Linked DNA regions of Homo sapiens: region 1 is linked to region 2. Evidence: read pairs that join two places in POLR2A ChIA-PET (ENCODE). Cell type or tissue: CD4-positive, alpha-beta T cell. All regions are shown on one strand. Links, peaks and the distances in the headings refer to the core of each region. The heading gives the core; the rest is flanking DNA. Region 1 overlaps NIPAL3 (NIPA like domain containing 3). Region 2 overlaps RCAN3 (RCAN family member 3).

Region 1 (8,000 bases), core at 1-8,000, 60 kb after region 2:
GCACTTTCTTTTTTGAGGTAGAGTCTATGTTTTCCAGGCTAGTCTTGAATACCTGGGGCTCAAATGATCCTCCTGCCTCAGTCACCCAAGTAGCTGGGATTACAGGTGTGAGCTACAACACCTGACTGGGCTAAGCACTTTAAATAGTAACAGTAACAACAATAGCAATGACAATGGCTTATGTGTATTGAGTATTTAATTGGTGGCAGATACTGTTCCAAATAGTTATAAAGTTCTATCTCATTTGATCCTCAGGATGACTAATAACGAAAATGAAGCAGCAGAAATGAAGCATGTAATTTGCCTGGGATCACACAGCTAGTAAGAGGCAGTGCCAGGGTCCAAACTCGGGGGTTTCAACTTGGAAGTCCATACTTTTTATTTATTTATTTTTTTTGAGACGGAGTCTCACTCTGTCCACCCAGACCCAGGCTGGAGTGCAGTGGCGTGATCTCAGCTCACTGCAAGCTCCACCTCCTGGGTTCACACCATTCTCCTGCCTGAGCCTCCCGAGTAGCTAGGACTACAGGCACCCGCCACCACGCACAGCTAATTTTTTTTTTTTTGTATTTTTAGTAAAGACGGGGTTTCACCGTGTTAGCCAGGATGGTCTCGATCTCCTGACCTTGTGATCTGCCCGCCTCGGCCTCCCAAAATGCTGGGATTACAGGCGTGAGCCACCGTGCCTGGCCGGAAGTCCATACTCTTAACTGAATGCTGTGTGGCTTCCCTATATACCTGCACTTAATCCCTAAACAATCCTATGACAGAGATGAACTACTGTCCTCATTTTCTGGATAAGAAGAGATTCAGAGAGGTGAAGTAACTTGCCCAAGGTCACACAGCTAATGAGAGACCAAGGTGGGATCTGCCACCAGAGACCAAGGTGGGATCTGCAGTGCTCTTACCCACTCTGCAAATGGCCTGGGAAGACCCAGTCTGTGAAAGGCCCTTTGGCTCCCTATTGCATAAGACTTAACTGATGGTTCTTTGAAGGGCACAGTTTAAGAGTCTGTGCTTTGGATTTTGGGGGAGGGCAGAAGAGGGAAGTGGAAGAGCTGAGGAGGTGCCCGTTCTCAGGGAAGAGAGCTGGCTTAACAGGCCTGGATTACCTTTTGGATTTTGTCAATGCCCTCCAGCCAGAGACCAACAGGAATACACCTAAAGTCTAACAAATATGGGTTTATTGACACATTGCAATGAGAGAGGTGTACACGGCGGGGAACCACGAACCATGTAAGAGGGGGTTAGAAAGGAGTTATTGTGGGGTTGGCTTGGACTAGGTGATTTTTGGGGAGGGTTCAAGGAAGTGAGGCTTTGCTTTGGGTTGGATGCTGTCAGGAAGCAGGGCTAATTCCATAATTGGAGATCTTAGCTTTTACCTAGAAGATGCCTAGATTGAAGCTAAAGCTGTGCCTGGTAAAGAAGCGGCAGTCTCTCACATTAGCAAGGTCAGAGGGATGTTTGGTGTTTTTCATGATTTGGACAATGTCCATTTTTTGTCTATGTTTAGTCAGGCTAGCAGAGTAGTCCTGTTTGTGTTCTTTTATTTATTTATTTATTTTTAATTTTAGGAAAAAAACCCTTTTCTTCCCATTCCACCTGCTTGTGTCCTGATCCATCACAGCTGCAGAGTGGCCTTGTCTGCTGCTGATGTTCTGTGAAATTGTTTCTGTTCCACAGGAAAGGGCCAAGGCCTGGCTGAGAGTGCCAGGCTAGTTCCTGGAGGTCAGGGGCTGTTTCTCGATCTCATTTTTAAGAAGTCTTTCAGGTGCTTGAATTACTCAAAGGCTCTCCAAATTGTGATGTGGTAAATTTCTGGAATTTGAATACCTCTTGAACAGCAGTTGTCTGTTGTGAAGATATGAATCTAGGTAGACAAAAGGCAAGATCCTAATGCTGACCAGGGAAACCAAGTGGCTGGAAAAGCACCTCTGTTTAGACTGAGACTGTTCAGCAGTTTTATTCTGCATGTTCTACCTGCCACCAGGTCAAACAAGTGTGTGAAACTTCCAAAGGTTTTTAAAGCAAAAGGGAAGTGAAACCAAATATAACCAGGCATCTACCATGTCCCAGACACCGTGCAAGAGGCCTTTACACATATGACCACTAGCCTGAAAGAAGGAATCCCAGTTACAAGTGAGGATGAGAGGCCTTGGGAGGTCACACAGCAGGAAGGTGGTAGAGTTGGGATTTGAATCCAGGTCATCTGAACTCCAAGCCCACGCTCTTCACAGTACAGAACACCTACAATCGGAAGTGTCCTGACAAGCCACTGCAAGGGCAGGGTCTCCCTGATTCAACAGCTGACTTCCCACTGGTCACAAGGTACAAAGAAAAAGCTGAGAGCCACACCCACAAACATACCACAGAATGTTGATATCTAAGACTACCTTAGGTTACCTTCTATTTTCCACCAGAAAATACATCTATATATATATATATATACACACACAAATACTGATATTGATATATACACATAGTTTGTAAACACACAAACACACATATACATACACATACTTGCACACACAGAGTTGACACCTCACCTATCTGGAATTCAGCTATCCAGCGCCCTCATCTATCCGGAACACAGCCGAGAAACAAGGAAGTTAGCAAAAAAGGAATCTGAGCAGCCAGATTAGACGTTTAAAAAGTTCATGCACCAAAGCTCATGCACTTAACTCCTAGGAGAAATCTTAGGCCCCCAACTCAGAGCTCCTTCATTTTGATTTTATTTGTAATCTGAACAAGCTGGGTTGAAGGAGCACATTGACATTGAGTTGCTATACTCAGGCAGGCTGGCTACAGCAAGAAGGACAGACAACAGCTTAATAACGAGAGAGGAGGAACTAATATAAAAAGTAGACACATAAACCCTGGGGCCATTTAATGTAGGGGCACACCAGTCAACCCTGAGAACACACCTGCATCACAGCGTTACAGCATGAAAACCTCTCGAGTAAGCAGTCCTCTAGACCATCAGTGTGTTTATATTTTGTTCATGAGATTGTGTTAATGAAGGACAGGAGATTATGTTTTAGAGAGAGTTCCATCTTGTATAAATAAAATTAAAATGTTGAGTTAAGTGTGAAAGCTAATGGTCACCAGCAACCTACAGAGTTTAGGTCAGCAAATCTGAGGTTGGTCCAATGTCTTAACTTTTCTAATCCGAATTCCTTTAGGCTAGACAGGCACTCTCCAGTCCTCCGCAGGTCCCACCACTCCCTGCTGGGCAGTATTGGGCTGATTCACATGCTTATGTTACTGTCAGGGCTTACAGACATTTAAATTTGTGTTTCTCGGTATGAATCCTTAGCTCGCTAGGAAATTAGGCTTTCCAGAATGATGCACTCCCTTGTGGCATCCAGGGAGTGAGATTATAATATTTTAATTTCATTCCACTCATTCTCCTTCCCCTTTCTGATCATTTCATTCCAACTAGATGAATGGATTTTTCCATTTGCAGGCATGAAGCCTGGGGCTGCAGATCCTAATTATATTGAGTATGAATCAGAATTTTATTTAAAAGATCCCCAAATAGACACAGAACTGGCAAGATGTGCTCAAAACCAACCGAGGTGCCTCAGCCATTGCCTACCCTTTTGCACAAAATTAAAAAGAAAAGAAAAAAGACAGTGAGAGAACAGTCACACGATAAAGGCACAGCACAGCAGTTGGTTGTCTCTTTTTAAACAGGAAGTAGCAGTCATTCTATATGGATGTTCAGCTAGACCCACGGGGCTTTAACCTTACCTGGCATGGCATCCATGGAAATATAGGGCTCAAATGGAATGGGCTTCTTCCTGTTACGCGTGATTAAGAAGACGCCCAAGAATGCAATGAGGCACCTGCGGAATGGAGATAAGATAGGAAGAGAAATAAGGCCAGGAGCAAGGTCGGGCAGGCACACTTTCAGGCTCAGGTGATGGAAAGAGGTAAAAAGGCTTGCAGGCTGCGGAGGAGGGCTCACCGCCCAAGGAGCCCTGAGAGGCTGCCAGCCTCTCAGGGGATCAGCAGGGGCAGATGCAAGTTGAATAACAATAGCTGGAGTGGCCTCACATGCCCTACACTCTCCATGAGCTGTAATCAGAATAAATTAGACTCTCCTGGGCGAGCTTCTCATGGCTCTTCACTTCCATTCAATCAGGATTCTCGGAAGCTTGCCTTTTAAAACATTTTCTTAAATTGAAGTCATTCATTTCAATCATTACTGAAGTATAGATAGTAAAAATCAATAAAAATTGGAGAGTCCCTGTACTCCTGGTCTCACTCGGCCAGGTAGGTGTATAGCCTTCCAGGTTATTTTTTGTTTTGTTTTTTCCCTTTTTCCTATAGCTTACATAAACAAGCATACTTTCTAAACATTAAGGTATAATTTATAAGCAGCAAAATGCACAAACCCTAGATGTCTAGCTGAATGAATTTTACTTGGGGAATCATCAACCAGTTCAAGACAGAAAATACGTCCATCCCCCTCAGAAAGTTTTCCTGGGCCCCTTTCCATTTCATGCCAGCCCTTCCCCAGAGGTAACTACTATCTTGACTTCTCTCACCATGGATGAAATTAGTCTGTTCTTTAATTCATGTAAGTTAAATCATACAATATGTACTCTTTTATGTCTGGTTTCTTTCATTTGATAAAATGTTAAGATTCATCTTCCTTTTTTATTTTTTTGATTTTTTTTTGAGATGGAGTCTCGCTCTGTTGCCCAGGCTGGAGTCAAGTGGCAGGATCTCGGCTCACTGCAACCTCCACCTCCCAGGTTCAAGCGATCCTCCTGCCTCAGCCCCCCAGTACCTGGGATTACAGGCACGTGCCAGCATGCCAGGCTAATTTTTGTATTTTTAGTACAAAATTTTGTATTTTGTATTTTTAGTATTTTGTATTTTAGTATTTTTAGTATTTTTGTATTTTGTAATTTTGTATTTTTAGTAGAGATGGGGTTTTGCCATGTTGGCAAACCACCAGGCTGGTCTCGAACTCCTGATCTCAGGTGATCCACCCGCCTCAGCCTCCCAAAGTGCTGGGATTACAAGCATGAGCCACCATGCTTGGTCAAGATTCATCTTCTTTATTGTATGTATTAGTAGTTCATTATTTTTTTTCGAGACTGAGTCTTGCTCTGTCGCCCAGGCTGGAGTGCAGTGCTGTGATCTTGGCTCACTGCAACCTCTGCCGCTCGGGTTCAATCCATTATACTGCCTCAGCCTCCCGAGTAGCTGGGATTACAGGTGCAAGCCACCACGCCTGGCTAATTTTTGTATTTTTAGTAGAGACAGGGTTTTGCCACTGTGGTCAGGCTGGTCTCGAACTCCTGACCTCAAGTGATCCTCCCGCCTTGGCCTGCTAAAGTGCTGGGATTACAGGCGTGAGCCACTGTACCTGGCTTATAGCTCATTATTTTAATTGTTGCGTAGAACCCATTGTCTGAATATACTATGTTTTTCCTACTCTCCTGTTGGTAGACATTTGGGTTGTTTCCAATTTAGACCTATGATGAATAAAGCTACTATATAAATACTCATGTGCGAGTCATTTTGTCAACAGATGCTGATATGGTTTGGCTGTTTCCCCACCCAAATCTCATCTTGAATTGTAGTTCCCACAATCCCCATGTGTCATGGGAGGGACCTGCTGGGAGGTAACTGAATCATGGGAGCAGTTACCCCCATGCTGTTCTCATGATAGTGAGTGAGTTCTCACGAGATCTGATGGCTTTATAAGGGGCTTTTCCCCCTTTGCTTGGCACTTCTCTCCTTCCTGCTGCCATGTGAAGAAGGACGTGTTTGCTTCCCCTTCTGCAATGACTGTAAGTTTCCTGAGGCCTCCCCAGCCATGCTGAACTGTGAGTCAATTAAATCTCTTTCCTTTATAAATTACCCAGTCTCAGGTATGTCTTTATTAGCAACATGAGAATGGACTAATACAGATGTACTCTTTCTTTTGGGTAAAGAATCTAGAGGTGAAATTGCTGGATTATAGGGTAAGGCCACTTTTTTTTTTTTTTGAGACAGACTTATGCTCTCATTGTCCAGGCATGCAATGGCATGATCTCAGCTCACTGCAACCTCCACCTCCCAGGTTCAAGTGATTCTCCTGCCTCAGCCTCCCGAGTAGCTGGGATTACAGGTGCCTGCCACCATGCCTGGCTAATTTTTTTGTATTTTTAGTACAGACGGGGTTTCAGCACGTTGGCCAGGCTAGACTCAAACTCCTGACCTCAGGTGATCCACCTGCCTCAGCCTCCCAAAGTGCTGGAATTATAGGCACGAGCCACTGCACCCGGCCAAGGCCAAATTTTTAAAAGTTTGTGATTTTTTTTTTTTTTTTGAGACGGAATTTTGCTCTTGTTGCCCAGGCTGGACTGCAATGGCGCAATCTCGGGTCACCACAACCTCCGCCTCCCGGGTTCAAGTGATTCTCCTGCCTCAGCCTCCCGAGTAGCTGGGATTACAGGCATGCACCATCATGCCCAACTAATTTTTGTATTTTTAGTACAGACGGGGTTTCTCCATGTTGGTCAGGCTGGTCTCAAACTCCCGACCTCAGGTAATCCACCTGCCTCGGCCTTCCAAAGTGCTGGGATTACAGGTGTGAGCCACCTCTCCCAGCCTGTGATTTTTTTTGATGAATGTGTTCTAGACATGGATCTGTGTCAGCACCTACAGACTGGCCTCAAGTTTTCAAAATGGCAGCATGGCATGCTATTATCTGGATATGGCATAATTTTTTAACACTTGTATTCTACTGCTGAGCATTTCTATTGTTTTCAATTGTTTGCTTATACAACTAATTTAAAAATTAATAAATAGCCTCATACATGTGTATTTGCATCCCTGTTGAAGCATTTTTCCAAGATAAATGATTAGAATGGAATACTGTATCAAAAAGTATGCTTGTTTGGATTTTTTGTTGCTGTTGTTAAATTTTCCTCCCACATTCAAGTATGCTAACAGTGTGGTAGTAGGCGGGCCTCCTCATCTTCTTGCCAATGTGGAATACTATTAATCCTGTTAGTTTTTGCAAAATGATGGTATCTCATGTAGCTTCAATATGCATTTCTTAGATCCGAGGTGAGGTTGAGAGACTTTTCATGTGTCAAAATGTGATATTTGAGAAATGCCAAAGAGATTAGAGTCCAAAAGAGAAGGGGAAGATAAAGCCCTTAGAGGAATAAAACGCTCACCTCTGGGGACAAAGCTCCAAAACCCCACAGCTCCTCTGACTCTAAAGGATGGGGCGGCTGTAGCAATAAGGGAGAGAGAGGGGCAACCTGCTTGGAATTCTACACACAATGTTTTGGGGCTGGCAAGCAGGACAGAACTCACCCCAGTGCAAACATGCAGATGTGCAGCACGTCCTCCCCGATGAAGTCCAGGTAAAATATTGCACCTGCAGCAGCAAATCATAGAAAATACCGCTGAGCTGTTTTCAAATCACCCATCTGCCAGTCTGTCTAGGATTTGGCTAAGCTCTCTTCCATTTAGGAAACTAAAATGATCAAAACTTATGACTGTGCCTTACAAGAAGAAAGGAATAAAAGCCATTTAGGGGATCAGGTTGTCAACTTTTTTCCACCTTAGACCCCTCTGATCTCCATGTTGTTTTTTAACTTTTATTGGGGGATAATATTAGACTCACAAAAATGGTGTAGAGTTCCCATGCACCCTTCCTCCAGCTTTCCCCAGTCATATCTTCCATAACCACAGTGCATAATCAAAGCAGGAAAACGACAATGAACACTTACTAACCAAACCACAGACCCTATTTACCAGTTTGTGCCTGCAGTCATCTCCCCTCCATCTTTCTTAAGATAGATAAACAAGGCTTTGTGCTTATGCTGTTAGAGCTTTCTAACCTCATGTGGCCAGTAGATCCCAAGTCTGTGGGTCTACTCCTGTGGTATGGGAGTGGGGTGGGCCTACTGCGCCTGCCCTGAGCCAGCCTTTGTCCAGAATCATCTCACCCACACAGGCCTCCAGCTGTATTCCTGAGCTCC
Region 2 (12,676 bases), core at 2,033-10,032:
ACTGTCTTTTTTTTTTTTTTTTTTTTTTTGGAGATAAGAGTCTCACTCTGTTGCCCAGAATGAGGTGCAGTGGTACAATCTTGGCTCACTGCAGCCTCAACCTCTAGGGTTCAGGCAATCCTCCTGCCTCGGCTTCTTGGGTAGCTGGGACTATAGGCACCTGCCACCACATCCAGCTAATTTTTTGTATTTTTAGTAGAGATGGGGTTTTGCCACATTGCCCAAGCTGGTCTCAAACTCCTTGGGCTCAAGTGATCTATCCTCCTTGACCTCCCAAAGTGCTGGGATTATAGGTATGAGCCACTACACCCAGCAAGACATCCATTTCTAAGTACTGTTTCAGCTGTTCTCCACCAGTTCGTTTAATTTTGTTTTGTTTTTTTTTTTGAGATGGGGTCTTGCTATATTGCCTAAGTTGGGCTCAAGTGATCCTCCTGCCTCAGCCTCCCAAATAGCTGGGAGTAGAGGCACGTGCTACCACACCCAGCACCTGAACAGTTTTGATATGTTTTATTATTTATTTTTTAAAATAGAAGGCAGGGCACAGTGGCTCAAGCCTGTAATCCCAGCACTTTGGGAGGCTGAGGTAGGCGGATCACTTGAGGTCAGGAGTTCAAGACCAGCATGGCCAACATGGTGAAACCCTGTCTCTACTAAAAATATAAAAATTAGCCGGGCATGGTGGTGGGCGCCTGTAATCCCAGCTACTCGGGAGGCTGAGATGGGAGAATTGCTCGAACCTGGGAAGCGGAGGTTGCAGTGAGCCAAGATCCTGCCACTGCACTCCAGCCTGGGTGACAGAACGAGACTCTGTCCTAAAAAAAAAAAAAAAAAAGAGAGACAGAGTCTCTCTGTCACCCAGGCTGGAGTGCAGTGGTGTGATCAGAGTTCACTGCAGCCTCAAACTCCTGGGCTCAAGCCACCCGCCCCTACTTCAGCCTCCTGAGTAGCAGGCACCACCACAACTGGCTTTTTTTCTTTTTTTTTCTTTTTTTAAATGAGATGAAGTCTCGCTATGTTGCGCAGGCTGGTCTCAAACTCCTGAGCTCAGGCAATCTTCCTACCTTGCCCTCCCAAAATGCTGGGATTACAGGCATGAGCCACCATGCCTGGCCACACCTGGCTAATTTTATTTTATTTTTGTACAGACACAGTCTCAATGTCTTGCCCAGGCTGGTCTGGAACTCCTGGGCTCAAGCATCCTTCTGCCTGAGCCTCCCAAAGTGCTGGGATTAAAGACGTGAGCAACTGCGCCAGTTGATTCTAAATACTCTCTAATTTCCCTTATGATCTCTCCCTGTCTCATGAATTATTTAGATGTATGTTTCTCAAATTGCAAATAGATGGGAGTTTTTTATCTTTTTAATGTCTAACTCATTTTCCCTCTGATTGGAGTAGGCTATCCACAGTGATAGTAATCCTTTGACAGTTTGAGGCTTGCTTTTGGTTCAGTGTCATCAAATTTCATAAATCTACATGTGCTTACAAAGAGTGTGTTTGCGCAGCTGTTTGGTACAGTATTATAAACATGTTCAGTATATCCAGCTCCTGTGCTTTACAAGTTCTATATCCTGATTTTTTGGGGGTCTGTTTCAACTATTATCAGGAAAGATCTATTAGATTCTCCCACTATTAGGTGGATGTGTTATTTTTTCGTACATTTGGTCACTTTCGCTTCCTACCTTTTAAGGCTAAGTTATCATGTGCATACAAGCTTATGATTTTTTTCTCTTCCTGGTGAATGGAACTTTTAATCATTAGGTAGTGACCCTCTTCGTCTTCCAGATAAAGGAATGCCCTTTGTCTTAAAGTCTATTTTGTCTGGCATTAATATAGCTGGTGTAGCTTTCTTTTGATTATGTATTGCATGGAGATCAATTTTCAGCCTTTACTTCTAACCTTTCTGTATCCTTATGTTTTAGATATGCCTCATAAAAAGAATACATGTGTGTATAATGCATGTGTGTGCCTGTATGTAAATAAACACAGTTTGACACTCACTGTCTTTTCACTAGAGGAACTAGTCCATTGTTGATTACTGATATTTTGGGATGTCTACCATCTTATTTTATCTGTTTGTCTCAGATTTTCTGTGTTCATTTCCTTTTTCTTTTTTTCTTTTTTTTTTTTTCTTTTTTTCCAACTATTTTTTCTCTTTCTCTATTTTCCTCCCCTGAATGAAATTCCCATGAAAGATGCTAATGTACGTTTGGCAACTTCTTTAAAGATGCCTAACTCCCTATAGCCACAGTTTCTCTTTCACAAAGGCAAAACAATCAAACCTTTTTCTCAAAATTCATACTGGGACTATGTAATTCCACAAAAAATGCATTTTGGGGTGAAAAGCATTGGAAGAATATCTGAGCACAAATTATTTTATATAATTTGCAGTACGTGTATATCTCCTGAGTATTTTGAGATGGACTAGAGAAAAAGAAAGAGAGCAATATTTGAGTCGTTCATGAGGCTGAGAAAAAAATTATTTTCCCATTTATTAATGAATTGGGATAATGAAAAGCCTAATTTCAATCACTAGAAGAAAAGCAACATTAAATTTTCTTTACAGAAAACATATTTAGGCAATAGTTTAATAAATGAAATGCAATAAAATGGATCCAAGAAACTTCTCAATACCTTTAGAAATATTCCTTAGGCTTGGCAATGGTAACACAATAAAAGGAACCTATAAATTAGCTTTGTTCTTGCTTCGCCTATGTAAAGATCTTTCAATGATCTGTTGATCCTGAAGTGCAAATTATACACTCCCTCATTTATTAACTTCTCTCAATTTGAACATTTACCTGCCACTTTGCAACATTTCTCCAACTAGATAAAATATAAAATAATTTGTGCACCAATATTTATTCTTCCAGTGTTCAAATATCCTTCATTATTGAGGAAACATCATTTATCCTAAAAACTATGTATTTTTTGTCAATTCATTTAAAAAAATATATTATGTCAGACCTTCTACTCAGTCTGGCTTTTCAGTGGACTGCAAGCTGCTTCCAGCAGGGGGCAGTTTTAAGATTAATCCTACTCTTATTTACTATCGTGTTTCCATATATTAAAGTAATACAGAAAGCCATGCGCGGTAGCTCACGCCTGTATTCCCAACACTTTGGGAGGCAGAGGCAGGCGGATCAACTTCGAGACCAGCCTGGCCAATGCGGTGAAACCCCATCTCTACTAAAAATGCAAAATTACACACCTGTAGTCCTAGTTACTCTGGAGGCTGAGACATGAGAATTGCTTGAGCCTGGGAGGCAGAGGTTGCAGTGAGCCAAAATGACGCCACTGCACTCCAACCTGAGTAACAGAGCAAGACTGTCTCAAAAAAAAGTAATATACATAAATAACAAAATATTATATAGATATAGTAAGGATTTTAAAGTAGCATATCAGTTCTTAAAAGGGAAGGTGAATATGTAAGTATATTAAATGCTGATAATTATTATTGCTTCTGGATACATTTCAAAGTTTCTTTAGCATCCATTTCAAAGGTGGCTAGCTTTGTCGCTTTTAAAGAGAATTAGAATTGAGATTTTGCAAAATCACATCCCATTTGGTTCTTGGTATTAGCTTATTTTAAATGTATTTTAAACATTAAGAAAATACTAAAATTCCTATGTGAGATAGTTAAGAAATATTAACATTGAACACAATGGAAATTAAGGAAGAACTAATTAAGAAAGAATAGCTTATAAAATATTAGTACTTTGTAATTCTGTACATTAAACATTTTCCTTGCCCAAGGGAAAAGGCTCATGTATTATCCCTAGCCCCCCACAACGAATTCTTCCTAGTACCAACGCATCGTATGACAGAAGCTATCTTGCAAACAGTTACTTGATAATCATATCCTTCTTCCCATTTCCCTTCAAGATAATTTTTTTTTCAAATTCCAGAAATACACTGTAACTGAATGTAACATGCAGATGACAGCAATGGGTTATACGGCGCTCTCTCTCTCTCTCTTCCAAAATCCAATACCTGTGATAGGATTAAGAATTATAACAAAATGGCCAGGCACAGTGGCCCATTCATCCTAGCACTGTGGGATGCCAGGAACTTGAGACCAGCCTGGACAACACTGCAAGACCCCATCTCTACAAACAATTAAATAATTAGCCAGGCATGGTGGCATACGCTTGTAGTCTTATCTACTCGGTTGGCTAAGGTGGGAAGATTGCTTGAACCCAGGAGTTCGAGGCCGCAGTGAGCCACAATCTCACCACTGTACTCCAGCCTGGGCAACAGAGTGAGACCCTGTCTCTCTCTCTTAAAAAGAATTATACAAAAATGAAGCCATGCAAGAACCGATTAGCAAGCTTTTACTGAGTTTTGTGTTCTTTCTCTCTCCTCCACACCCATTTTCCCCTTGAAGTAGCATAAATATGGTTATGAAATACGTGAATTCTAGCTGTGAGGTGCTTTGGAAGCATGAAGAATTAACTTGGAGGCAAAACCATCAGTTTCCTATTTGTGAAAAATGGTTACGAGCCCTCAGCTGGTAGCTTTGCCCTTCTGTGAGTCCACAGACATCCCCATGTAGATTCCTGAGGCTGCCCCTGATAACCCGGCATTAGCACGAAAGGGATTTAGAAGATTGCAGACGGCAGGGGAAGGACATAATCTATGAAAATGGACTGAAAATGACTTGCGATAAACAGGAAGGATCTGCAGCTGTTCATTCAAAAACCAAATGACTATTTTTCTCCTTAGAATTATTTCAGAAATAGCTCACTTTTAGAAATTTCTGAATTCTCTAATGATATAAAATTAACATCATCCTGTTGGGTGATGGCCGCATATTTATTTGAGAAAAGATAATGGGGATTCCATTAAAATAAAAATCATCATTAACCACTTAACTTTTTCTGTAGTCACTTAGTATCCCCCTCTGGCAGCACAACGTCTACAGGCATAACACAAACAATGCAGCCTAAAAACCAATGCCTGAGGCTTTTTCCTATGATGTAAGTAGGTTTTCCACAAAATACAGACCAGAAGCTGCCTTCATATGCTAAGATCACCTGTGCAGTTAGTCAGTCATCAAAATGACAGTACATACCTTGTACCTAAAATAGCTAAGAACAACACATAACCATCAACCTTCTTGGGAACTTAAGAAAGAGTGCTTGACAGCTGGATAATAGGCATCAGTAAAGGAGAAAAGTGGAAAAGGCCATATGGGAAGGTCAGTTTCAAGGAGCAACAGATGAGGATGGCAGCCAAGTGTGTATTTCCTGACCTTTCTGGATCCACCATGGCTCCACTCTGTTGCCCCATCCCAATTCGGAGAAGGCAAGGTTTAGCTGTTTCACTGAAGAACAAACTGGGAACATGATTTTGCCACACACCTTTGCTTTGGACTGAAAAAAAAATGAGGAGCCCACCACTTCTATTAAACATTAAAGAGTGGGAGGACGGGAGACTGATGCACGAGAATTGCTTGAACCTGGGAGGCGGAGGTTGCAGAGAGCTGTGATTGTGCCACTGCACTCCAGCCTGGGGAACAGAGCGAGACCCTGTCTCAAAAAAAAAAAAAAAAAAACAAAAGAAAACAAAATAAACAGAGTAGGAGGAACGATTTTACTCTTGAGAAGGAATGGCTTGATCCATTCAGCAGTGAAATTATCTTTAGCATCCTAAGGCAAGAGATTTATATTCTACGTCTTTCTGTAAATCTGATCTAGAAAATTCCATTTCTCCAGTGTCCAGAGCCTGCAGGTCCACTAATATCAAAGGCAAGGCCTCCATTTCTGCCTGGGGGTAGGCAAAGTGCTTTTGGTTCTCATCAATCACCACTGACTAAAACAGCCAGAGAGATGGACTTTACTAAACAGAAAAAAGTGCACATACAGCTAGACATGGTGAATTTAAAAACTTTACTTTGATAATCTGAGTACTTGTAAAATTCTGGGACCTACAGTCAAAAGTGCTAGAGGGGAGCAGAATATATGAAAAATGCAAAAACCTTTGATAACCTTTATTATTTATGTTGCCATCATCATTTTTCCAGATCAGAAAGAAACCTGTAACTGAATTAAAATTCAAGAAAATATGGAATGCTAGCTATTCAAGATGGATTTTTATGTTTTAATGGCTACTGTATTTATAAACACAAACTCTGACTTATTGGAACTCCTTATTTTTTATCTTTTTTTCTCAGTCTCTCAGGCTGGAGTGAAGTGGCGCGATCTTGGCTCTCTGCAACCTCTGCCTCCCAGGTTCAAGCGATTCTCCTGCCTCAGCCTCCCAAGTAGCTGGGATTACAGGCGTGCACCACCACTATGCCCAACTCACTTTTGTATTTTTAGTACAGATGGGGTTTTGCTATGTTGGCCAGGCTGGTCTCGAACTCCTGACCTCAGGGTGATCCACCCACCTCGGCCTCCCAAAGTGCTGGGATTACAGGCCTGTGCCACCACGCCTGGCCAATATATAAAATTTTAAATGATGTAAAATACTATTTATTTCATTAGTGTTTTAGCATACAGTTTAGCATATAATTTTCAGCATACAGATCATACACATATTTTGTTAATGTATACTTAAGCTACAAATATCGTTGAAGGTAATTGAAGATGCTTATCTCAAAATATATTACATTATTTCATGGCCAGGCATGGTGGCTTGCTTGAACCCAGGAAGGGGAGGTTGCAGTGGGCCGAGATTGTACCACTGCACTCCAGCCTGGGAAACAGAATGAGACTCCATCTGAAGAAAAAAAATATATATGTGTGTGTGTGTGTGTGTGTGTGTGTGTGTGTGTGTGTATTAGAAATAATATAGATTTGATATACCTTTATATATGTGTGTGTATACATATTTGTGTAAATATATGTGTATATATATTTAGGGATTTTGAAATATCCATAGATATTTCAATTTCCAAATGTTTACTGTTACAGAGACAGTTGATTTTGGACATTGACCCCACATCCTGCAATCTTCCTAAACTCACTTATTCGTTCTAACAGCTTTTATGTAGATTCCGTTCTAAAGAGACAATCATGTCGACTCCAAATACAGATAATTTAAAATCCCAGCACTTTGGGAGGCCAAGGCGGGCGGATCACCTGAGGTCAGGAGTTCGAGACCAGCCTGGCCAACATGGTGAAGCCCCGTCTCCACTAAAAATACAAAAAATTAGCCGGGCGCAGTGGCAGGTGCCTGTAATCCCAGCTACTCGGGAGGCTGAGGTAGGAGAACTCTTTGAACCCGGGAGGTGAAGGTTGCAGTGAGCTGAGATTGCGCCATTACACTCCAGCCTGGGCAACAGAGTGAGACTCTGTCTCAAAAAAAAAAAAAAGTGTGTGTACATACACACAGAATATCAGGCTCAATCAGAAGAAATGCTGATATTTGACCACTTTTGACCAACAAATATAGCAATTTCATATGGTTCAACCTATTAAAGTTTACAGATTTCGTGGAAAATGAGAAACCTGAGTTCAGGATGATGGTTATCTCTGGGAGGAGACATGGGATTCAACTGTATTAGTAAAATTTTATTTGCTAAATTGGGTGGGCACGTGGGTGTTTTTTATATTAGTCTATCCTTTTTGCATAACCTAAAAATTGCCTTTTTTATTTTGAGAGTCTGGAACAGCGCCTTACATAAGAGGAATAACCATAACCAAACTTGGAAGCGTTACCTGTGCCTTACCTGGGCTCCTTGGAGAAGCAGAGGCAAGGCAAAGGCACACACGCTGAGTGTTTGTTTTGGGAAGTGACCCCATGAGACAAGCGTGGAGGCCTGGGAACAGTGGCACCGGGAAGGAGGGCAAGCCCATTCTCTGTCCCTCCAGGTCGCGTTTTCAAGCTGGTCACCTCTGTGGGCAACTGGGGCTTGATCTGCTGGGGAGCCAGTAAGAACCTGCCTGAGAACTGTTGGCTTCAGTGTCAGAACACAGAGGAGCTTATTCACCGGGTTTAGTTTTCCACTGGTTGAGGGCTACCCTATGGGACTTTAACTCCCTCATGCTTCCAAGTCTGTGCATGCATCAATAAGGCTGAGCATCCTTGTTCAGGCAGCACAGAAATGCTGGGATGGAAAGACACGGCAGCTCAGGCCAGGTGTGAGGTCACACCTGCACACAGCTGGCTGCTCCAGCAATGACTAGGTGAAAAGAGGGTTAAAGTGGAGCCAAACAGGTGTCCAATACATACATACCGCACACACATGTGTGTGTATAAATATATGTATGTGTATATTTAAAAATATATTCTTGGTATATACATATTACCAAGAACACTAAACTCAAGAAAAATAGGCTCTTTTTGCATTATTTTTATTGTGGTCAAATATACAAAACACAAAATTTATCATTTAACCATTTTTAAATGTACAAGTCAGTGGTATTAAGTACAGTCTTACTGTGTGACCATCACCACTATCTGTCTCCTGAACTTTTCCATCATCCCATACAAGCTCTCAATACATTAAACTGTAAATATTTTCCCCACCCCCCCCAGCAACCAATATTCTATTTTCTTTTTTAAAAAAATTTTTTTTGTTTGTTTGTTTTTGAGACAGAATCTCACTTTGTCACCCAGGCTGGAGTACAATGGCACGATCTCAGCTCACTGCAACCTCCACCTCCCAGGTTCAAGCGATTCTCCTGCCTCAGCCTCCCGAGTAGCTGGGACTACAGGCGTATACCACCATGCCCAGCTAATTTTTGTATTTTTAGTAGAGGTGGGGTTTCATCATGTTTGCCAGGCTGGTCTCGAACTCCTGACCTCAGGTGATCTACCTGCCTTGTATTCCCAAAGTGCTGGGATTACAGGCGTGAGCCACTTTGCCCAGCCTAAATGATACTTTTAAAAGCATGCTATTATGAGCTGTGCCATAGAGGGTAGCACAGTTCCAGCACATAGAGGAGCCTTCTCTCTGAAGATGCTACTGCATCTTCTAAGAGTTTTATAGTTTTAATTCTAACGTTTAAGTCTTTGGTTTTTTGTTTTGTTTTGTTTTAGGAGATGGGGTCTCACTACGTTTCCAGGCTGGCCTCAAACTCCTGCGCTCAAGCAATTTTCCCACCTCAGCCTCCTGAGTAGCTTGATCCATTCTAATTTTTTATTTGATATAAAATAAGGATGCAACTTCATTCTTCTGCATGTGGATTTCAGTTTTCCCAGCACCTTTTGTTGAAAAGAGACTGTCCTTTCACCCACAGAATAGTCTTGGAACCTTTGTTGAAAATCATTTGACCATATATACAAAGGTTCGTCTCTGGGCTTTCTATTCAATTCCATCCATCTCTATGTTTGTCTTTATGCCAGTACCACACTGTTTTGATTACCATGGCTTTATACTAAAGTTTTGAAATCAGGAAGTGTGCATCCAACTTTGTTCTTTGTTTTCAAGACTGTTTTGGCAATTTGGGATTCCTTGAGGTTCTATATGAATTTCAGGGTAGGTTTTCTATTTCTGCAAAAAAAATCATTGGGATTTTGATAGGGATTGAGTTGAATCTGTAGAGCACTTTAGGTAGTACTGACATCTTTTAATTTTATTTTATTTTATTTTTATTTTATTATTATTATACTTTAAGTTTTAGGGTACATGTGTACAACGTGCAGGTTTGTTACATATGTATACATGTGCCATGTTGGTGTGCTGCACCCATTAACTCGTCATTTAGCATTAGGTATATCTCCTAATGCTATCTCTTCCCCCTCCCCCCACCCCACAACAGTCCCCGGAGTGTGATGTTCCCCTTCCTGTGTCATTGTGTTCTCATTGTTCAATTCCCACCTATGAGTGAGAACATGCAGTGTTTGGTTTTTTGTCCTTGCGATAGTTTGCTGAGAATGATGGTTTCCAGTTTCATCTATGTCCCTACAAAGGACATGAACTCATCATTTTTTATGGCTGCATAGTATTCCACGGTGTATGTACTGACATCTTAATGTTATTAAGTTTTCCAGTCCATAGATACGGATGTCTTCCCCTTTATTTGTGCCTTCTTTAAATTTCTTTCAACAACGTTTTGTAGCAATGTCTATAACTCTAAACCCACTGTATAAAATACAGACTTGACTAGGATTTCTTAATTCTAAACTATGATTCTCTAGTATTTAATTGAGCCTCAAAGCTAACTAAATTACTAATTCTTGGCCAGAACAGCACTATAAAACCAATTAAACAAACACTTAGTGAAACCTTAGGATGTTTCATGCTCTGTTAAAAACACAGTTAACTATAACAGAGATATTCTTCCTTTGAATCCTCTTTTTTAATTCCCAAATTTAAAACATCACTTTCCTTAAAGGATTCTACTTTTTCTGGGCTGAAGGCTATGCTAGAATGTACAAACAATTGATTTAGTCTAAAAATCATAAGATCACTTCACTCAGCTTCCAAATATCATTTACTTTTCTTAAATAATATTTTTGATACTTCTTTAAATGGAAGGTACAGAATCAAAGCTTGAAAGGAAGATTTAAATTGTGCATATGATTATACAAGCCACAAAAGAATTTAGGCCAGTGTATCTGGGAGCATAATTTCAGATTAAATCTCCTACGTACTATTTTGCCTCACTCAGCTCACAATTCTGTTTCTCGATCATAGCATTGCATCACTAAGCCTCAACAACCATCTTACAGAATCCATTCATTCAACAAACATTTAACAGGTGTTGCTTTGCACTGGGAACTCAATGAGATGCTCAGTGTCACCCATCACAGAGCAGGACAGCAGAACAAGTAGTGATGTCTTAATATCCCTCAACCACCATAATCAGAAACACAAATCAAATGTCCTATGGTGAGGAGGTCAGATAAACAGTTTTATATACAAAGGGCAGTACTTTGCAAGGGGACTAGATTCTACTGCATTTCTTTGTACAGGATGTCCTGCTGAGAAGACTGCTAACACTAACATTTACTGAGTCCCCTCAAACACCAAGACCTAAGGCAGAAAAAAACAGTCCCATTTCTCATGTTATAAAAACCTAAATTATATTTTGAAAACTCCTCATGTTCAAACCAGAAGCAAGATTAATTTGCTTCTGGAGGGGTCAGGCATGGTGGATCACACCTATAATCCCAGCACTTTGAGAGGCAGAGGTAGGAGGATCGCTTGAGCCCAGGAGTTTGAGACCAGTCTGGGCAACATAGCAAGACCTTGTCTCTTAAAAAAAAAAAAAAAAAACATCAGGCCAGGCACAGTGGCTCACGCCTGTAATAACAGCACTTTGGGAGGCTGAGATGGGCAGATCACTTGAAGTCGAGAGTTTGAGACCAGCTTGGCCAACATGGCGAAACTCTATCTCTACTAAAAATACAAAAATTAGCTGGTTGTAGTGGCATGCACCTGTAGTCCCAGCATTTTGGGAGGTCAAGGCAGGCAGATCATCTGAGGTCAGGAGTTTGATACCAGCCTGGCCAACAGGGTGAAACCCTGTCTTTACTAAAAATACAAAAAAATTAGCCGAGCATGGTGGTGGATGCCTGTAATCCTAGCTACTTGGGAGGCTGAGGTGGGAGGATTGCTTGAACCCGGGAGGCAGAGGTTGCACTGAGCTGAGACTGCACCACTGCACTCCAGCCTGGGTGACAGAGTGAGACTCCATCTCCAAAATAAATAAATAAATAAATAAATAATAAATTAGCTGGATGTGCTGGTGCATGCCTATAGTCCCAGCTACTCGAGAGGCTGAGGTAGGAGGATTGCTTGAGCCCAGGAGGTCAAGGCTGCAGTGACCTATGATCATGCCACCACATTCCAGCCTGGGTGACAGAGCAAGACCCTGTTGCTTTTTTAAAAGACAGAGAAAAAAAAAAACTGGGGTTAAAGACAGCAAACAAGCAAATACAATCACATTGGGACAAATCCAAATCTGTCAAAGAAAAATGAAGCACTAAGCCTGTCGCACTCCTGATGGAGCTATTGATTAGCAGAGTACATGCATAAAATTAACAACCCTATAGCTGAGAAATATACATTGAAAGATAAGTCCTTTTCTCCACCTATTTTTCTTACAGTTTATTTTTCTATGATTTATTATCCCTCCAACACTATTTTTAAGAAATATTGATAAAAACATAGAGCCAAAATCTAATGATCTAGAGCAAAGATTACATTTACATGATAATGGCACCTGTGTTATTTATTCTACTATTCGGAAGAATGTAAAAGCTTACTCCAATAGTTAGAAGCTTATAAAGACAAAAACTTTTTCAAGCTGGGAAAAAAAAATTTTTTTATAGAGATGGGGTCTTGCTATGTTGGCCAGGCTGGTCTCGAACTCCTGGGTTCAAGCAATCCACCTGCCTCGGCCTCCCAAAGTGCTGGGACTATGGGTGTGAGCCAATGTGCCCAGCCAGAAATTATTTTTTGAAATTAAAGTGTTTAATTGCAATCGGGATTATTCTGCCTGTAATCCAACAAAAGCAACTGTTTTATTTTTTGCACATTCATAGATAACCTGAATAAACAGCTGATTTCAGGAGAAACTACAACAAAATAAGACACTGATAGAAGAAAAATGTAAAGGAAACATTTGATTCTGCCCATATCTTAAAAAATGTTTCTTTAATAGAAACGAGGTCTCACTCTGTTGCCCAGGCTGGTCTCAAACTCCTGGTCTCAAGCGATCCTCTTGCCTTGGCCTCCCAAAGTGCTGGGATTACAAGCATGAGCCATCATATCTGGCCT

Evidence for each region. Peaks named below come from ENCODE experiments on the same cell type or tissue, not always from the same donor. Only the 100,000 strongest peaks of a DNase experiment are listed, where the experiment ranks them.
Region 1: POLR2A ChIA-PET joins it to region 2 with 6 read pairs; 9 of 35 experiments call an interaction of 5 or more read pairs at or near these places.

Annotation. Positions count from the first base shown.
Region 1 is chr1:24,459,874-24,467,873 of GRCh38, reverse strand. It overlaps NIPAL3 (NIPA like domain containing 3), which reads right to left. Exons shown (of 12, transcript NM_020448.5): 10 at 7,330-7,393; 11 at 3,754-3,848. Among named protein-coding and RNA genes, the nearest start is that of RCAN3AS, 39 kb to the left of the region's middle. In CD4-positive, alpha-beta T cell, for the core only: no CTCF peak of the experiment used is centred there; no DNase peak of the experiment used is centred there.
Region 2 is chr1:24,517,710-24,530,385 of GRCh38, reverse strand. The region is part of intron 2 of RCAN3 (RCAN family member 3); the gene reads right to left. Among named protein-coding and RNA genes, the nearest start is that of RCAN3, 21 kb to the right of the region's middle. In CD4-positive, alpha-beta T cell, for the core only: a CTCF peak has its summit at 2,993 (motif pointing right); a DNase peak (open chromatin) is centred at 3,025; H3K27ac peaks cover 460 bases.